Regions from separate parts of the Mus musculus genome. Here region 2 is linked to region 1. A link is a loop called in an ENCODE intact Hi-C map of the cell type or tissue named here. Cell type or tissue: left cerebral cortex. All regions are shown on one strand. Each heading gives the region's core, and the rest is flanking DNA. Links, peaks and the distances in the headings are about the cores only.

Region 1 (8,900 bases), core at 623-8,622:
CAGGAGTGAGCCAGAAACAACTACCAGACTGGCATCACGGGGCCCCTGACAGGGAGCTAACCTGAGATGAGCACCAACCAGTCCAGAGCTACACAGGCTTGGGAGGTGCAGACCATGCCCAAAAGGACCCCTGCCAGGCACCATAACGCACAAGTGAGGCACAGCACTCTGACACCACTCCTCAGATGATCCCAGACCCTCAAAGACCACTAAGAGCAAGTAAGTGGTGGAGAAATGGAAGAAAAGATAAATAGAGGGATGTGGGCACAATGAAGACAGGCACAACTAGAGACCTGAGGGTAGTGAGGAACAGCCTGAGGTTAGTAGCCGGTGTTGCCACCTGAGACCACGGTAGGGTCTTGGCTTGAGCTACTACAGGGATGGGTTGGGAAGGCTATGTAGAACTGGCCCTGGAGGCATGAGAGCAGACCCTACCACACATGGAGGGAGAGATTACCCTCCTCCTTCCTCACCCTTCACCAATTGTGACAGGTGGGAGACCTAGCTCTAGGGTCATGAGAGCAGGAGAATTGGCCCTGCCCCTCACCCACTGTAGTACTCAGGAGAGCAGGCAAGGTACAGGAGAGTAGAACTGACCCTAGTGATGCAATCATGGGCAAGCTGGCCCTGAGGATGTGAGAGAGAGTTGGCCCTGCAACTTGTCTGCCATGGGGCACAGGCAAGAAAAAGATGCCCTCATGCCTTGTCATCTAGGGCTTGTGGGAACTGGTCCTGACTCTCAATTGCTGTGGCACTTCAGAGAGTGGGACCTGCACCTCACCTGGACACCCCACAGTAGAGCTGGCCAGGTGAGCAGGCCACTAAGGATGTGAGTGTGGGAGATCTGACCCTGCCTCTTGTCTGCTGGGCAGTAGCACGGACAAGGGAGAGACCCTTCTCTTCCCCCACCTTGTCCCTCAACATCTATGGCAGGTGGTAGAGATGGCCCTGAGGTCAAGAGAGTGGGAAAACTGCCCATGTCCCTCACCAAATAGAACACTCTGGAGAGCAGGTACTGCACCTTGTCTGAGTACCTTGCCTGGCCCTGTCTGCGGGTGAGCTGGCCCCGAGGGTGTGAAAGTAGGAGAGTCAGCGGACAGACTTTCCAATGGCTACCACAAATGAACACTTCTTTTGCTGGCACTTACATCATCCTCACTTCGAGATGTCACAACAGCATCTATCATCTTCCGAGGATTATTCACACTAGAGACAGTAAGCTTCCCCAACGAGCCCTCAAACTGCACTGAAAGGACAAAAAAGACTCCAATGAACACTTGGGATACAGCAGAGAGCACTTGAAAAGCTGTTTTCTGTTCTTCACCCACGGCTCAGTAACTTCCCAGAGGACTGTACACCCCCTTTCTTTCCTTTCGTTTGTTGTTTGTTTTAAGGCAAGGCCTCATTATCTTAGGCTGACTTTGAACTCATGACCCTTCTGCTACTGCCTCCTTAGTACTAAGATTATAGGTGTGACCTGCTACAGCCAGCTAAAGCAACTCCTTTGCCTAATCTATTCTCCACTCTTCATTACTATTAATTATCAAAAGAAAAATTCTCCTTTATCAATTTTAGAAGTACTAAGAAAAGCAGTAAATTCTTAAAAATTCTGGACTCTCAAAGGGCAAAGACTCTGTGAGTTTATCTGTCAAGATAGTCATGCTCTCCACAAATAATTACCTCTAGTTTATTAAAACAGTAGTCTCTCAGGTGGGCTAGGACCTTACCAGGCTGATAAGCATGCTCCAGTTTGGCCACCTGAGGGGTGATGAGCTTGGTACGCTCCTTCTTAGGGCCATCACCTTGTATTTCCTCAGCAGCTGACAATTTCTCCAGTTTTTCAAAGTAATTCTGCCACAAGAGAAGATGATTTTTGTTGCAAAACAAGTAATACAGACTAATACTGTACTTCACACTAATTATACCAGTGGTAGTAACACAACTAGGGCACTAGAAACACACTGATTCCTAAGTTTTGTTACTTTGTTGTAAACACACACATACACATTTATTTTTAATGTACTTTTATCAAAGAAATAACCCACTACATAGACCAGGCTGGCCTCAAAGTCAAGAGATCGAACTTGTCTCTGTCTCCAGAGTGCTGGGATTAAAGGCGTACACCCATCCTTGGCCTCTTTCCTTTTTTTCTTTTTGGAGACTGGGATTCTATGTGCAGCAGTTAGTAGTTTCCCTGGAAGTCACTTTGTAGACCAGGCCTCAAACTCGGGAGATCTGCCTCCCGAGCACTGAAACTACAGGCATACGCCACCATGCCTGGTTCCCACCCAAGCACTGAAACTACAGGCATAGGCCACCATGCCTGGTTCCCACCCAAGCACTGAAACTACAGGCATAGGCCACCATGCCTGGTTCCCACCCAAGCACTGAAACTACAGGCATATGCCACCATGCCTGGTTCTCACCCATGACTTTTATCAAAAACCAATCGATGAACTACAGGTACACCTCAACAACAGAGTGAGGTTATAGCATGTTCAAGGCCCAGGGTTCAATGGCCAGCATCACAAACCTCTGACACACACACACTTTCCAATCTCCCAGCCTTCATGGCTCAGTGGGCAAGGCACTTATCACTAGGCATTATGTCCTACGTTTAATCTCTGGAATCTATGTGAAAAGGAAAAAAAAAAAAAAAACAAACAACAAAACAAAACAAACAAACAAAAAACCAACTAATTCCCCCTGACGTTCACATGTCATCACCCTGATAGCAGTACTCACTGCCCACAATATAATTTTTTAAGTATTTTTAAAATTTGAATTAATGAAGAGGTTTTTTTTTTTTTTTTTTTTTTTTTGGCTTTTCGAGACAGGGTTTCTCTGTGTAGCCCTGGCTGTCCTGGAACTCGCTCTGTAGACCAGGCTGGCCTCGAACTCAGAAATCCGCCTGCCTCTGCCTCCCAAGTGCTGGGATTAAAGGCGTGCGCCACCACGCCCAGCAAAGAGGTTTTTAAAAGTTGGATTGCCAATAATATTTTCTTTCTTTTTTGGTGTGTATGGGGCGACTAGGGATTGAAGCCTGGGTCTTGCACATGCTAGACAAGTGTTCTCCTACTGAGCTACATCCCCAGCCACACACTACCATACTATTAACTGGAAAAACTAGATTATTAATGCTCAAATGAAAACACCAATCTGAAAACACACAGCTATAATTTAAAAATGGACAGAATCTGCTATCAACTTGAATTCACTGGGCAATAGCTCAATAGAAAGTCTACAAGTATTCAACTTTACCATTACATAAGTGATTATTATTAGCACAAGCAGACAAACTGTTCTCTAAGCTAGCCTGGCTATTCACCTGGTAATAGAAATCATCCAGGTAGGGATCAGTGCTCTGCAGCTGCATCATCTGTATTTTAGAGACCCAATCCTTCTCCCGCTGCAACATTAGATTAGCATATGGATCCTTCCGGAGATGATCTTGATGACTGGACTGGTGCCCTCCTCTATCTCCAGTACCATTGAGATTCCGATGCTGACTGAAAGGCAAAGACATGCTGCATTCAGGCCAAGTCAGCATATTAGTCATGCTTTTTGAAATATAAGAATACAACAGGCTGGTTCCCCCTTTGATTTTTGTGAAGGAAAACGGAACTGCACCCTAACAGACTGAAAGAGCTATGTGACACATAATCACAGAAATAAAACTAAGATCTGAGTCCTTTCCCCACCAATAAGCACATCTGTACCGGCTGATTTTGTGTTGACACAAACTAGAGTCATCAGAGAGGAAGGAATCTCAGGTGAGGAAATGCTTCCATGAAATACAGCTGTCAGGCATTTTTTAAATTAGTGATCAATGGAGGAGTGCCCAGACCCTTGTGAGTGGTGCTATTCCTGGGCTGGTGGTCCTCGGTTTCATAAGAAAGTAGGTTGAGCAAGCCAAGAAAGCAAGCCAGTAAGCAGCACCTCTCCATTATCTCTGTACGAGTTCCTGCCTCTAGGATCCTGCTGTTTGAGTTCCTGTCTTAACTTCCTTCAATAATGTACATCAATTTGGAAGTGAAGGCAAATAAATTCTTTTCTCTCCAATTTGCTTTATGATCATGGTGTTTTGTCAAAGCAGTAGAACCCCTAAGACAATATTCATACATGGACTTTTGTGTAAATTATAATCACTCATAGCGGGGAGATTTTTCTACATACACTGAGACCAGGAAAAATTAAAAGCTATTTACCAGGTGGCAGAGTAATATTTAAATGCAGGCCAATCAGATTCTGAAGTCTGTATAATTTTCTTTAACTCACTGGAATCATAAAACATTTAAACATAGCTAGAAGCACAAGCAAGTACTATAATAAATACCTACTCATCCATATTTAAAAATGTATTTAGGCCAATTTGCTTCACTTTGAAGTCACACAGCCAATCATGGACAGCCAATCATACTCCCAGCACTCAAGGCTTACTTAGGCCGGGCATGGTGGCGCACGCCTTTAATCCCAGCACTCAGGAGGCAGAGGCAGGTGGATTTCTTAGTTCGAGGCCAGCCTGGTCTACAAAGTGAGTTCCAGTACAGCCAGGGCTATACAGAGAAACCCTGTCTCAAAAAACCAAAAAACCAAACAAAAACCCATCACCAACAACAAAACGGCTTACTTAGGACTGTGGGTTCAAGCATAGACTAACATAATGTTTCAGGCCAGTCTCAACTATAAAGAACAAACCTGTTTCAAAAACCAAATAATACAGGTTAGCTGAAAGCCTTAAAGATTATTTTAAGATGTTTTATGTATATTTGTGCATATATAGGCCAGAAGAGGTGTTCGAGCTCCTGGAGCTAGTGTTATCTGTGGTTATGAAGCTGAACGACATAGTTGCTGGGAACTGGACTGTGGTCCTCTGAAAAATAAGGTTTTTTTGTTATGTTTTGTTTAGATTTATTTTTTATTTATATGAGTACACTACACCTGTCTTCAGACACACCAGAAGAGGGTATTAGATCCCATACAGATGGTTGTGAGCCATCATGTGGTTCCTGGGAATTGAACTCAGGTTCTCTGGAAGAGCAGCCAGTCAGTGCTCTAACTGTTGAGTCATGTCTCTAGCCCCAGGAGATACTCTTTAACTGCTGAGTCATCTCTCCCGCCCTCTTATAGCTTCCTCTTCACAGAAGAATCACCATGCTGCCTTTGTATGGTCTCTCCTCAACGCCTTCTCCTCTTATCTTTGTACTGCTTATGTATCTGTCTTTGAATGTCTTGTCTTGTCTGGTTTTTTTACTATGGGCAGGCAGCAAACTTTATTCTAAACTTATGGACAGATGGGCATACTCAGACTCAATCATTTTAGATTACCTACTTAAGTGCTTTGATTATGTAACATAATGAAAACTTTTTATTATTTATGTATTTTTCTTTCTTTTTTCTTTCTTTTTACACTCCAGAATTTTATTCCCCTCCCTGCCCACCCTCCGACTGTTCCACCTCCCATACCTCCTTCCCATTCCCCCTGTTTCCTTGAGAACGTCACCAACCCCCTTCCCAGACTTCTAAACTCCTTGGGGCCTCCAGTCTCTTGAGGGTTAGGTGCATCTTCTCTGACTGAACCCAGACCTGGCAGTTCTCTGCTGTACTGTGTTGGCGGGCCTCATATTTCAGAAAATGGAAAGAGCTCCCATGTTCATGGATTGGCAGAATTAACATAGTAAAAAAGCAATCTACAGATTCAATGCAATCCCCATCAAAATCCCATCACAATTCTTCAAAGGCATGGAAAGAGCAATCCTCAAATCCATCTGGAAAGGCAAAAAACCCAGAATTGTGAAAACAATTCTTAACAATAAAAGAACGGCTGGGGGAAATCATTATCCCTGACCTCAAGCTCTATTTACTACAGAGCAATAGTGATAAAAACTGCCTGGTAGTAATACAGAGACAGACACATTGATCAATGTGTTAGAAATGAAGATCCAGAAATAAAACCACACATACCCACACTTGATCTTTCACAAAGAAGCCAAAAATATACAATGGAAAAAAGAAAGTATCTTCAAGCTGGTCTAACTGGCTGTCTGTATATAGAAAAATGAACGTAGACCCTGTCACCTTGCACAAAGCTCAAGCCCAAGTGGATCAAGGACCGCAACATAAAACGAGATACACTGAATCTAATAGAAGAGAAAGTGAGAAAGAGCCTCGAACTCATTGGTACAGGGGGAAATTTCCTAAACAGAACTCCAATGGCTCATGCTCTAAAATCATGAAACTGTAAAGATTCTGTAAAGCAAAGGACATAGTAAGACAAATCAGCAACCTCCATACAGATTGAGAAAAAAATCTTCACTAACTCCACATCCCATAGAGGGCTAATATCCAATATAGAATATCTTTCTTTCTTAACTCTTGTTGCCTTAGTAGTATTCTGTATGCTTCTGGTTACATAAGTAACCTTGTTTCTTTATATCACAATGTATCTTGGAAATACTATAAAGTCCAACTGCAAGGATCTAGCCATGTTTTAACTTTATTATCTACTGCCTAAATCCTCTCCCAAAGAGCGGTCTACTCAATACTTTCACCAAATTAGGTGCTGAGACACTTCAAATTTTGCTTTGAGTGATGATTGTAACCTATTATCTAATTTGAATCTTTATCTCTGAAATAAGTATGCTTGAACATCCCTTAGGTCTTCGGAACTACTCAATCACCTTGTTTCTACTGAGACTGGAGTATTTTGATATGTTGTTAGTGTTTTTATTTCTTCTTTAAAACAAAAAAAGATTTTTTTTAGCTGTCTTTATTACTGTTGGCTTCTTCCGTTTTTAAGGCCCAGGCCTTCAAGTGATAGAATTACAAGCATGTGTTATCAACACCTGGCAAGGCTTAACTTTTAATACAGTTAAAATGTACTAATCTTTCCCTATATAGCTTATATTTGGAGTTTTGTCTTAAGTCTGCAATTGTCTCTTTTTTCTCCCCTGCAAAAATATATTCTAGAACATTTTTGGAAGTGAGAAGGAATTTTACATATATACACATAGAACAAAAATGGATGAGGAAGGGCCCTCCTACCTACACTTAGTTTCCCTAATTTATCTTGGTAAATAATTATAAAATGACTTCATATAGAAGGCAGAGGCTTTGCATATCCTACTGTTTTCAGTTTTTAAAGCTTACCATAGTTTGGCCACACAGCTAGGGCCACAGATACAAATATATATTTATACCTGAATGAAGATGAAATAATGAGAGAGACAGAACGACCAGTGGGCTCACATAACACCCACATTTAGAGTTGGCTATTATTTTAAGATTACTTTTGAATTAGAAGACAAAGAAAAAGGTAGTTAACAGGGGGATTATAAATTTGAAAAGGAATATAAATGTCAGAGCTCAACCATTAATTATGTCTTAAGGCCAACCTAACTGTAACTATGAATTTGTTGATAAAAATCAGATCATCTGAACCAGCCAGATGGCTCAGTCTTTAAAGTGCCTGACATCAAGCCTGACAACCTGAATTCAGTTCCTGGGACCCATGTGCTGAAAGAAAACTGTCACATACATGAAGTAAATAATGTAGCAGAGAGATATTATCTAGAGCTAGCATATAAAGAGCTCTCTCTATACAGCATATAGTGTTACTGCCTGACCGAACATGTACACATGCATTCTCCCCCCCCACCCCCCCCAAAAGAACAGACAGGGGTAAGGAATACGGCTCAGTGGGTTGGAGCACTTGATAGATGAGTTCAATTCCCAGAACCAACTTGGTGGAAGATAAGAACCAATGCCTTCAGGTTGTCTTCTGAACCCCACAGGTACATATATGCACATATACAGCATAAAATAAATGTAATAAAACAAAACATGAAAGGACTGCATTTAGCCAGGTGTGGTGGCGCACGCCTTTGATCCCAGCACTTGGGAGGCAGAGGCAGGCAGATTTCTGAGTTTGAGGCCAGCCTGGTCTACAGAGTGAGTTCCAGGACAGCCAGGGCTACACAGAGAAACCCTGTCTCGAAAAACCAAAAAAAAAGAAAAAAGAAAGAAAAAAGAAAAAAGGACTGCATTTGGCTAACAAAATAAGCTCCATACTAAGTACATGTAGAAAACAAAGAAAGTAACCCAAGAGGTCACCCAAGTCACCAGGTCCCTAACATATCAGGAGTGATGGATACTCACTTTCTGCTCTGCAGCTGCCTCTGATGCAACAGGCGCCGGTGCTGTGGATGAAGGTGAGTTGTGTCTGCTCTAAACATTGGGGCCTGAGGTCTAAGGAAAAAGGAAAATGCTCCTTGATTATCTCATCTTAATTGACTTCATTTTAAAAAAGGCGGTCAATGCAGGATAACTTCACACTGGCTCACTGAAGGGACAGCCAGTGTATTATAAACAAACTTTTAGAAGGAAAAGGCATATTTTTATATTTTTTCCCCAATGACCAATTCTCAAACCCAAGAGGATAACTATGAAACTCCGTGCACTAGTACTAAAACAATACAGGTTTTTCATTCCTAATTTTTAAATGTATTATTTAGCTTTAATTTTTTTGTGGGAATAATGTAGGAAGTATATGGGTGGCAGTTAATTTTACATGTCAACCTGACCAGCTACGATACTCAACTTTAACCAAACCCTAGTATGGAAGCTGCCATGAAATCATTTTGTAGACATTTACACTTATATCCATTGACTTTAAGAAACTGCCTTCTATAATCTGGGAAGCCTAACAGCCCAAACCACAAGTCATTCAGAAGTAAACAGTACCAGGAAATAAAGTTCTGCTGAGTATCTAGCTGACATACTTCAAGATCAAAATTGCAACGTGACTCTTAGTTTCTAGTTTGCTACATGGGTTTCCAATTTGCCAGTCAGTTCCTTGGCCTAAAATTAACTCTCCCCATATTTATGTATGTTCTACTGAT
Region 2 (8,812 bases), core at 813-8,812, 64 kb before region 1:
CCCCGACTCCCCTATCCCCCAACTCCCACTTCTTGGCCCTGGCATTCCCCTGTACTGAGGCATATAAAGTTTGCAAGACCAGTGGGCCTCTCTTTCCAATGATGGCCGACTAGGCCATCTTCTGATACATATGAAGCTAGAGACACGAGCTCTGGGGGATATTAGTTAGTTCATATTGTTGTTCCACCTATAGGGTTGCAGACCCCTTTAGCTCCTTGGGTGCTTTCTCTAGCTCCTCCATTGGGGGCCCTGTGATCCATCCAATAGCTGACTGTGAGCATCCACTTCTGTGTTTGCTAGGCCCCAGCATAGCCAATATCCTGCTTTTTACTAGTTAAAAACAAAAGCCAGGGCTTCTTCTAAAAGCACATAAAACCTTCTGTGGGTGGGGCCATACCCTCCTTCAGCAACTTGCTCAGTGTTCTATTTATTTATTTACTTACTTATTTATTTATTTCTGAGACAGGGTTTCTCTGTGTAGCCCTGACTGTCTGTCCTGGAACTCACTCTGTAGACCAGGCTGGCCTCCAACCTCCCAGGTCCTGGGATTAAAGGCGTGCACCACCACTGCCCAGCATCCTTTTTTCTTTTAAGCTTGAGGACAAGTTTACTATCACTTACAAGAAAAACAGTACAGATTAAGTGAGAATACTAGCAGCTACCACAAGGAGAGGTAGAATGAAAAGTCATGTACTGTTAAGTTAGCCACGGAAGGCTTGTGGGAGTGAGGGGGTGGCAAACACCTTTAGTCCCAGCACGTGAGGCAGAGGCAAAAGGATCTCTGAGTTTGAGGCCATTCTGGTCTCCATAGAGAACTCTAGGATAGTCAGGGCTACACATGGAGACCCGGTCTCAAACAAACAAAAGCTAGTCTAGGTATAGAAATAAAAATAGCTTAGCAGGAAAGAAAAATGCACTCCCAAAAATGGTAATGGGCTAGTGAGCTGAGCAAAGGCCCCCTCCCATCTTCCCACCCCCACAAGGCTGGTGGTGAATGCCTTGACTTTAATCTAGCAATACATGGAGCCACTGCTCCATGGAGGATGCTTGTCTGGACCTTGCTCTTCTCTCTGTGCAATCACCCTTGCATCACCCTTTCCCCGATGCCTACTTAGCTTTGCAATCACAGCTCTTCTAGTTCCCAGACTCCTGACATGCCTCCATTCACTTTCTCCCAGCTCCCTACAGGCCACAGTGCCTCACACCACCTGTCAAACTTGATTGTAATTGGCTGCTTACTTAATCTCTTTTCTGCTATTTGTATTCCAAATCAGTTAGATATCAGGCTCAGGTAAATGCTTAATGACTGAGGTTGAGTGAATGAAACAAAGAAAATGTTCCAGCCATATTCTAGAATGAACTTGTGTTTAGTAACTCTAAAATCACCTGGTCAAGCTCATAGGTCATGACCTCTACAGGCTATTTATGGAGGGTTCTACTTAATTGATCACAGTGCTGGGTGTCAAATCCCAGGCCGTGTACACACTCAGTGGCATTCTGGACCCACAGCCCTGGAGCTCTTTAGGATCTGTCCTTTGAAGACCCCTCATGTGACCACTCAGCTCCTTTCCTGATGGAACAATGACCAAAGCAGCTGTGATTTGTAAGGGTGGTGGGACTATGGTTTACAACAGGAGCTTCAGAAACTACACAAGGCTCAGAATGCTTCCAGTGGGGAAAGAAGGGTGGACAAGTGTGTTTCATACTGGTTTTGGCAGGGTCTCATGAGACCCAAGCTGGCCTCACATTCACTATGTTGCCAACAATGACCTTGGACTATCCTTTCCTCTCCATGTCCCCATGGCTAGGATTCACTGGGGTTCACCTGGAGGTTCTGAATTTTGTTCCATAAATGTACATCTATAATGAACCAAATCTGAAGATTTTCTGTGCCACTCTTTGAGACTTTGTTTTACTGACCCTATAGTGGAAATCCTTGAAGTATATGGCTGATGAGCAAGTTTGTTGAATGTGTGTATGTGATTGCTTTTTATAAATGAAGGAGAAGCAGCTAGGTCATCATGCTGGAGACTGTACTGTCGGCAAAAAGCCGATAGAAACATGCCTCCTTCAAGATCTGGCGAATGTTGTAGAGTAAGGACCACGGCCTTTGCATAGTGCATAGTCCTCCTGGGAGAACTTGGGAATACTGGGGTATAAAGTCCAGCAGTGTTGTGGTACAAGCAGTGCTCCGGTAGGTACACTTTCTTGCTTGAGGTCACTGATACTGCTTGACATGCCACAGATTGAGAGTTCTGGAAGGCTCTGTCCTTATTCCTTTTCAACTGTAGGGAACAGTGGCTGGCTGTCTTCCACCTCACTGTCATCTCTTCTTGCCCCACAGGTCGGAAAACTGCTGCTTTTCAACTCTGTGGAAATGAAGGCTGGGGAATTCAAACAGAATGGTAAATGCCAAACTCACTCCTATTTGCCTAAGACAGCATGGTGAACCATCTGTGGTGAAAGCCTGTATTTCCCTAAGTTTTGGACTTTGAAGGTCTCTGAATGTATTGATTTGAAATTTTGCTGAGTCATAATGGTGAATCATGTTGGATCCTGACCCTCAGGATCCACATTCCAGGTCATGTCATGTTATTAGATCAGAGAGGGATCATTAAACATTGTTGCTGTTTGACTGACCCTAATGTTGGAATTAAACTGATGGTGCTTGAGGTCTAACAGGACTGTCAGGAATGCCTCAAACCTACTGCTCTGCTTTTCACCTTGCCAGCAAACAAAATAACAAAACTTTACAAAATTTAACTTCCAATCTTGTAGTAATAATCGGGTGGTTTCCCCAAACCTGGTACAAAAACAATCTCTGATAACAGCTTATTTTGTTGACTTGAGATCTGAAAACTCCAGTCTTTGGGGCAGAGCTTTAAAAGAAAGGAAGGGCACTAGCCATCCAGGCCTGTGAAGACAGTCAAGCACTTTAGCAGCAGGATGTGACACACAGCCTGGAACAATGGTGAAGAACTGGACTATAGGAGCTTGAGTGATGGCTTAGCCATTAAGAGCACTTGCTGCTCTGCAAGAGACCCTCAGTTTGGTTCCCAGACCCACATGTTGACTCACCTTTCCACACAGTCATCTGGCTGCTGTGGCCACCAGGCATGCACACAGTACACATACACACTACTCTCAGGCCAAACACTCATATACATAAAATAAAGTTCCCACACAGAGCAAATCATCACTGGCCAGGTCTCCCTCTGTCCACCACTATTTCCTGACTATTAGGAGTAGAAGCAAATCAGACAATATAGCTTTTTAAAAATTATTTAATTTAGTAGTTTTTTTTTTTTGAAAAAAAGCAATAAGGCAAAAAAACTGAAAATATATATATAGTCTTATTTTGCTTTCATGTGACTTTATTCCATCTTCAGGACTTCTAAGCTTCTTCCATTAGCAGGGATCTGGGAATCAAGCTAGAAATGTAGTGCAGATAGAGGGAAAGGGGAAAGCACAGAGGTTCCTTGGGAAATTTCCATTCTATCCAAAGCCTCCGAGACGGCGCCCATTTTATGGGCCTCCCTGGAGTAACCCCTTGTGCTGGGGAAGCCTTCTTAGGAGGAAATTCCCTAGTGCTCAATCTTTGATCATTTTATCTAAGGAAGGAGAGTCAGTGGGAACGGACTGAAAATACTAATTTACCCAGTAAAATCCAATTTCCCTGGAGGGATAGCTTCCTCTGGAATGGTTATTTTCCCCAAGGACCCACACTGGCTGAGGCTCAACAGTTAAGGAACAAAAACAAAAACACTAACAAAAAGTACACAAGGAAGGCACCTCAATTTATGACCCTCAACCAAGGGTGGGTTGCACAAGGGCTACATTTCTGAACAGGAAACTAGAACTAATAAAGAAAAAGGGAGGGTGCCAGTGCCAGCAGGAGCAGCTCCCACAGAGCACGAGCGCTCTTAGCTCTCATCCTTGGAAGGAAACGTTTTTGGGATTTAGCCTGAGCTGGGACATAAGGAAGCTAGAAATCACCCTCTTGACTTTCTACCCGTACGCCTCCTAGGGAAGGAAACTGAGGCAGGAAAAAGACCAGGACTTCCTTTCCAAGAGCCACGTGTGATCGGCAAAGCCGAGCTGAGGCAGCCGCAGGGTAGGCACAAAAACCTTCCTCCTTGTCCCTGCTCAGCAACTGCCACACATGACCCTGCTTGGGGTTGCAATGTCCCTCAAACATGGAAAGCAGAGGCACCAACCCATATTAACGCGCACTTGAGAGAGTCCCAGGGAGACAGGTGATATAAAAAAACCAAGATTCTTCATGGGAAAGGGGGAAAAAATTAGATTTTCTCTACATATATATATATATATATATAATATACAGATGATTTAACACATTATTTCAGAAGTGGCTCCATTCTACTGGGACTTTCAAGATGAAAACATTTGTTGCAGAGGAACTTCTCTAAGATTCTGAAGTATACAGAATGGGTCAGGCAATGTTTTGCTCCAGACTGTGGCACAAACTCAAAATGGTACTGTGCCAGGAAACAGAAGCCAGAAAGGCAACGAAAGACGGATGAGGAGGGACTGGGAAGGTACAAGTGGCTAGCAGTCTTCTCCCACCCTGCCTGTGTTTGCAGAGGTTCTCCACCTGAGGGAGTCCATAAAACCCCTTTATGAGGAGCGTGTGACCCTCTTATCAACGACCAAGGAGGCCCCTGGTTGCTGTCAAAGTAGACAAAACCGCAGAGGGGAATTGTATGCAAGTGAAGATAAAATCTCCAAGAACATAATTCAATATTCAAGCCCTAGAGAACACTCTCTCCTGCAGATGCTCCAAAGCCTTAGTTATCTACACGCGACGACCTGTTACAGCAATCCCACGTGTGAGTACACTTCATACACTGAGACCTAGGCGTGATGCCTCTGCTGGGTAAATCTTATGTGTTTCTTTTTAAAGGAACTTTAAAATCAGTTCTTGCTCTGAACAGCACCAAAATGCTCCTGAATCCCAATCTTATGCAGATCTTGGCTGAGCAGGACACAGGTGAGGGTCAATGACATCATCTCAATGAGGCCGAGAGGGAAGCACACTTACTTGCCTTTGAGATGTAGAGGAACACTAACTTCCAGCCACTAAACCACTCCCTTACAAACATGGGCATCTACTACGTCGATTTCAGCGTCAATCAGCTAAGGCAACCAGCCAATCACCACCACGGGTGTCTGCTTCTGGTGATTGATTTGGAAAAAGTGATTGGTTAAGACAGACAAATTTGAGGAAAGCACTCGGTAAGAGTCCCAACTGCCAGCCTTCCCGCACATCCTCTGCCGTCTTCTCCGATCAGCCCTCTTCCTTTGAGTTACAGCTGCTTCAGAAAATATCTGGGCAAGAACCCCAGTCCTGCTTTTCCTTACATTCCCAGTACTCGCCACTATAAATATGGGTTAGCTCCCTGGTGACAGGGTCCTTCTTCCGCTCAAACCACAGTGCTTTATAGGGGTCATGTGGTGTGCCTACAAGGAAAGAGAATGAAAAGCAAGGTTAGAGCTGACACCCACCACACATCAAGAAATCCGAGCAGGGGACAGGCTTGTTACCATCTTCCGTGGCTTTCGCAGCTTCTGCTTCTCTCTTCTTCCTGGAAAGCCGCTGTTTCTCCTCCAGGCGCTGCTTCTCAGCATTTGCTTCATCCCAACGCCCGTTTTCCATGAGTCTCTGGTCGGGCCGCAGCCGGCTGTCCGTGGGAGCAGTGCCACCTTCCCAGGCATTGAGAGTGAGGGCAAGCTCTGAGAAGTAGTACATGTTCTCTGCATTCTTCCTGAGGACAGCAGCACACAGGAAAGGCAGCTCACAGCCTGAACCAACCCAAAGGGGCGAGCGAGCAACGGCTCAGAGCACCGCCCTGCATCTAAGTGGCCAACAGTGGAAACTCTAAAGCCTTATCAGGCAATCCCCAAAAAGAGAGCTCAATGCTCCCACTGCCACCCTTCTCCAGCGCCCTTTCAAACAACAGATGCCTGCAGCAGCTGCACTCAGAGTCATCTCCACTCATCAGGAAGAGCGAGCTCTAGAGCTGCTCACTCTGTTGCCTGGGCTTCTGTTTAGACCTCGGCCTGGGAAGGTCTGGCTACTTCTGGAGACGCAGTAAGTATATACGATGATGACCTGCACTTGTTTCCAAGCTCTGGGCTTTATCTCTAGGGTCTGTAGGGGAAATTGTTAGCCGGTGAAAAGCACCTTTCTCTCCAGTTGCTTTTGAAAAGCTCTGCTCTGAATTGAGAATGCTGGTGGTACCTGCCTGTAACCCAGTACTTGGAAGGTACGAGTAGAAGAATCAGATCAGCACTTCAAAGAGAGCCTCAGGTACACAGAGAGACCAGCCTGGACTATGTAAGACCCTGTCTCAACAATAGAACTTTAACTAAACTATAGGGATTCCTCTGATTCAGTGAAACTTTAGAAAGGAGAAATCTAATTTGGCATATGGTTGGTGAGATAGTCTTGGAACAGTCTCTTTCAAAGGTTCTCATCCCCCCGGTCATTCCCACAGGTAGCCATGAAGAATGCAGGCAGAATGCTGACGTACCATGCTAGAGTTAAAGGCAAAGGAAGCTGGGATGCCACACTCACGGTAATGGGTTCCTCTTCCACAGCATGACCCTGCTGTCTTCTGCTTCATGGCCTCTCTGCCGAGCATCACCCCCATTCTCCCCGGAGGCTGCCTGTACTTTGAAACAATCCATTTTCTCATCCCATGTCCCCAGGAGGGCAAAGTGAACTTTTCCTGATGGGTCTGTCACTTCACCTGTCACCTATAAGGATGGAGAACACAGCTTTAGAGCAGAGCGACACCGTGGGGTGGCTTACCTGACTAATCTAGAAAAAGTTCTAAAGTAATTACTGGTTAAATCCAGTTATCATAAACGTTATGGAGTTAGCCACACTTATTGCTACTCATTTTTAAATACTATTTGAAACAAGACCAATGAATTATGATCAAAGTTTTTTATTGCATAGGAATTTCTGATGTAAAGGATGTAAAAGCAGAAAAAAACACCTGACACTTAGAATTATTCTAGAAGTTACACAAGTTCACAAACACATCTGAATCTCCAACTACCCTTCACCTTTTCTTTTTTATTGCTCTATGTAGCCTTGGCTGTCCTGGAACTCACTCTGTAGACCAGGATGGCCTCAAACTCAGAGATCCTCCTGTCTCTACCTTGTGAGTGCTGGGATTAAAGGCATGCACCACCATGCCTGGCTAGTCTTCATTCCTACTTGAAATTCTGTGACATGAACCACCTGTGGTGGAGCACACATCTCTCCTCTGCATGTCAGAGGTCCTACTGTCTACACCTTCCTCTCCTCTCCGTTCCCACCTTCACTTTCCTACTTTGCTTGTCTTCATTTTTTTTTTTAAAGAATTATTTATTTTATGTATCTGAGTACATTGTTGCAGTCTTCAGATACACCAGAAAAGGGTGTAAGATATCATTACAGATGGTTGTGAGCCACCATGTGGTTGATGGGAATTGAACTCAGGACCTCTGGAAGAGCAGACAGTGCTCTTAACCACTGAGCCATCTCTCAGCCCTGCTTGTCTTTATTTTTAAAATAAATTTATTTATTTTTATTTAGGTAGGTATGTGTGCCGAGAGAGAGAGAGAAAGAGAGAAAGAGAGAACGAGCACCAGCCACATGTATCTAAGTGTCTTTGGAAGCCAGAAGTGAATATCAGATCCCCTGGAGTGAGTTACCAGCATCTGTGAAGTACCAGATATGGGTGCTGGGAATTCAGCTCAGATCCTCTGGCAGAACACTAGTGCTCTTAGCCACTGAGCCATCTCTCAGCCCTTGTGCTTCTCTTTCACTTCCTCATGGTCAGAAGAAAGTGGTTCAGTAATGTATCCGGTTCCTGTTCTAGTTCTCTCCTTTAAGTCTACTTTTTGGATCTGCGTACTAAGGACACATGACTTTCTACCCCTCTCTCTCTCTCTCTCTCTCTCTCTCTCTCTCTCTCCACACACACACACACACACACACACACACACACACACACGCGCGCGCATGCACATTAAATAAAAAAATTTACATTTCAACCTCTCTTACCTTTCTTGCTACATCCCGAGAGAAGTAGCTATAAGGAACAAATTTAAGATTACACTTGTCTCCTGTCTTGTGATTTACAATGTCAATCTCACCAGACTGTAAAGTGAGAAGAATCATGGGTTAGTTTTATGAAGACTGACCTGAGTTTTACATGAGCATTCCTTTTGTGTGTCACATGTTGGTAACATGGCTTGACCTGCACACTGAAATGCACACATAAACTACCTCCTGAACAAGTCCCTCACTGGGACCCTTCTAGAATTCCTTTGCTTACCACAATTACAGTTTCAAAGTTCTTCCTATAGATTTCATTTTTCTCTCCTTTCTACCTTTCAAAGATTCAGCTTAACTCCACATCTTCCATGAAGCCCTTTTCCAGAAGACAGTGTTCCCTCTTTTCTGAATGCAGTTAAACCAGTCTCACCTCAAAGCTAACACTTAATAGGAAAATCTCTCAGCATATCTCCTGTCCTTCGGTATTTTGTTACACTTTTCAACTTACACATGTCACATTTCTCCAATGTCTCAATAACTCCTGGAAAGTGTTCTCTGACTTTGCAACCCTAGTACTTAGGATTAAAAGCAATAAAAGCTGGGGCCATGTAGCTATGTCTTATGTCCTTTATATTGCCCAACAGAGTCCTACTCATCCTTGGTAGAAGTTATAATTTGATCATTCATAAATAATAATTTATAGTTAGAACTTTATGGAAGTAGGACTACTGCCCAAGA

The links. Peaks named below come from ENCODE experiments on the same cell type or tissue, not always from the same donor. Only the 100,000 strongest peaks of a DNase experiment are listed, where the experiment ranks them.
Region 2: it touches region 1 in a loop (2.6-fold over the local background); 9 of 42 quality-filtered maps call a loop at or near these places.

Annotation. Positions count from the first base shown.
Region 1 is chr19:11,924,484-11,933,383 of GRCm38, reverse strand. Patl1 (protein associated with topoisomerase II homolog 1 (yeast)) reads right to left here. Exons shown (of 19, transcript NM_172635.3): 9 at 8,158-8,247; 10 at 3,329-3,509; 11 at 1,728-1,851; 12 at 1,149-1,246. Among named protein-coding and RNA genes, the nearest start is that of Gm22272, 4.7 kb to the left of the region's middle. In left cerebral cortex, for the core only: no CTCF peak of the experiment used is centred there; a DNase peak (open chromatin) is centred at 5,104.
Region 2 is chr19:11,988,569-11,997,380 of GRCm38, reverse strand. It overlaps Osbp (oxysterol binding protein), which reads right to left. Exons shown (of 14, transcript NM_001033174.1): 11 at 8,081-8,176; 12 at 6,599-6,780; 13 at 5,566-5,786; 14 at 3,267-5,481. The coding sequence ends at 5,339. Among named protein-coding and RNA genes, the nearest start is that of n-TFgaa6, 9.3 kb to the left of the region's middle. In left cerebral cortex, for the core only: no CTCF peak of the experiment used is centred there; no DNase peak of the experiment used is centred there; H3K27ac peaks cover 218 bases.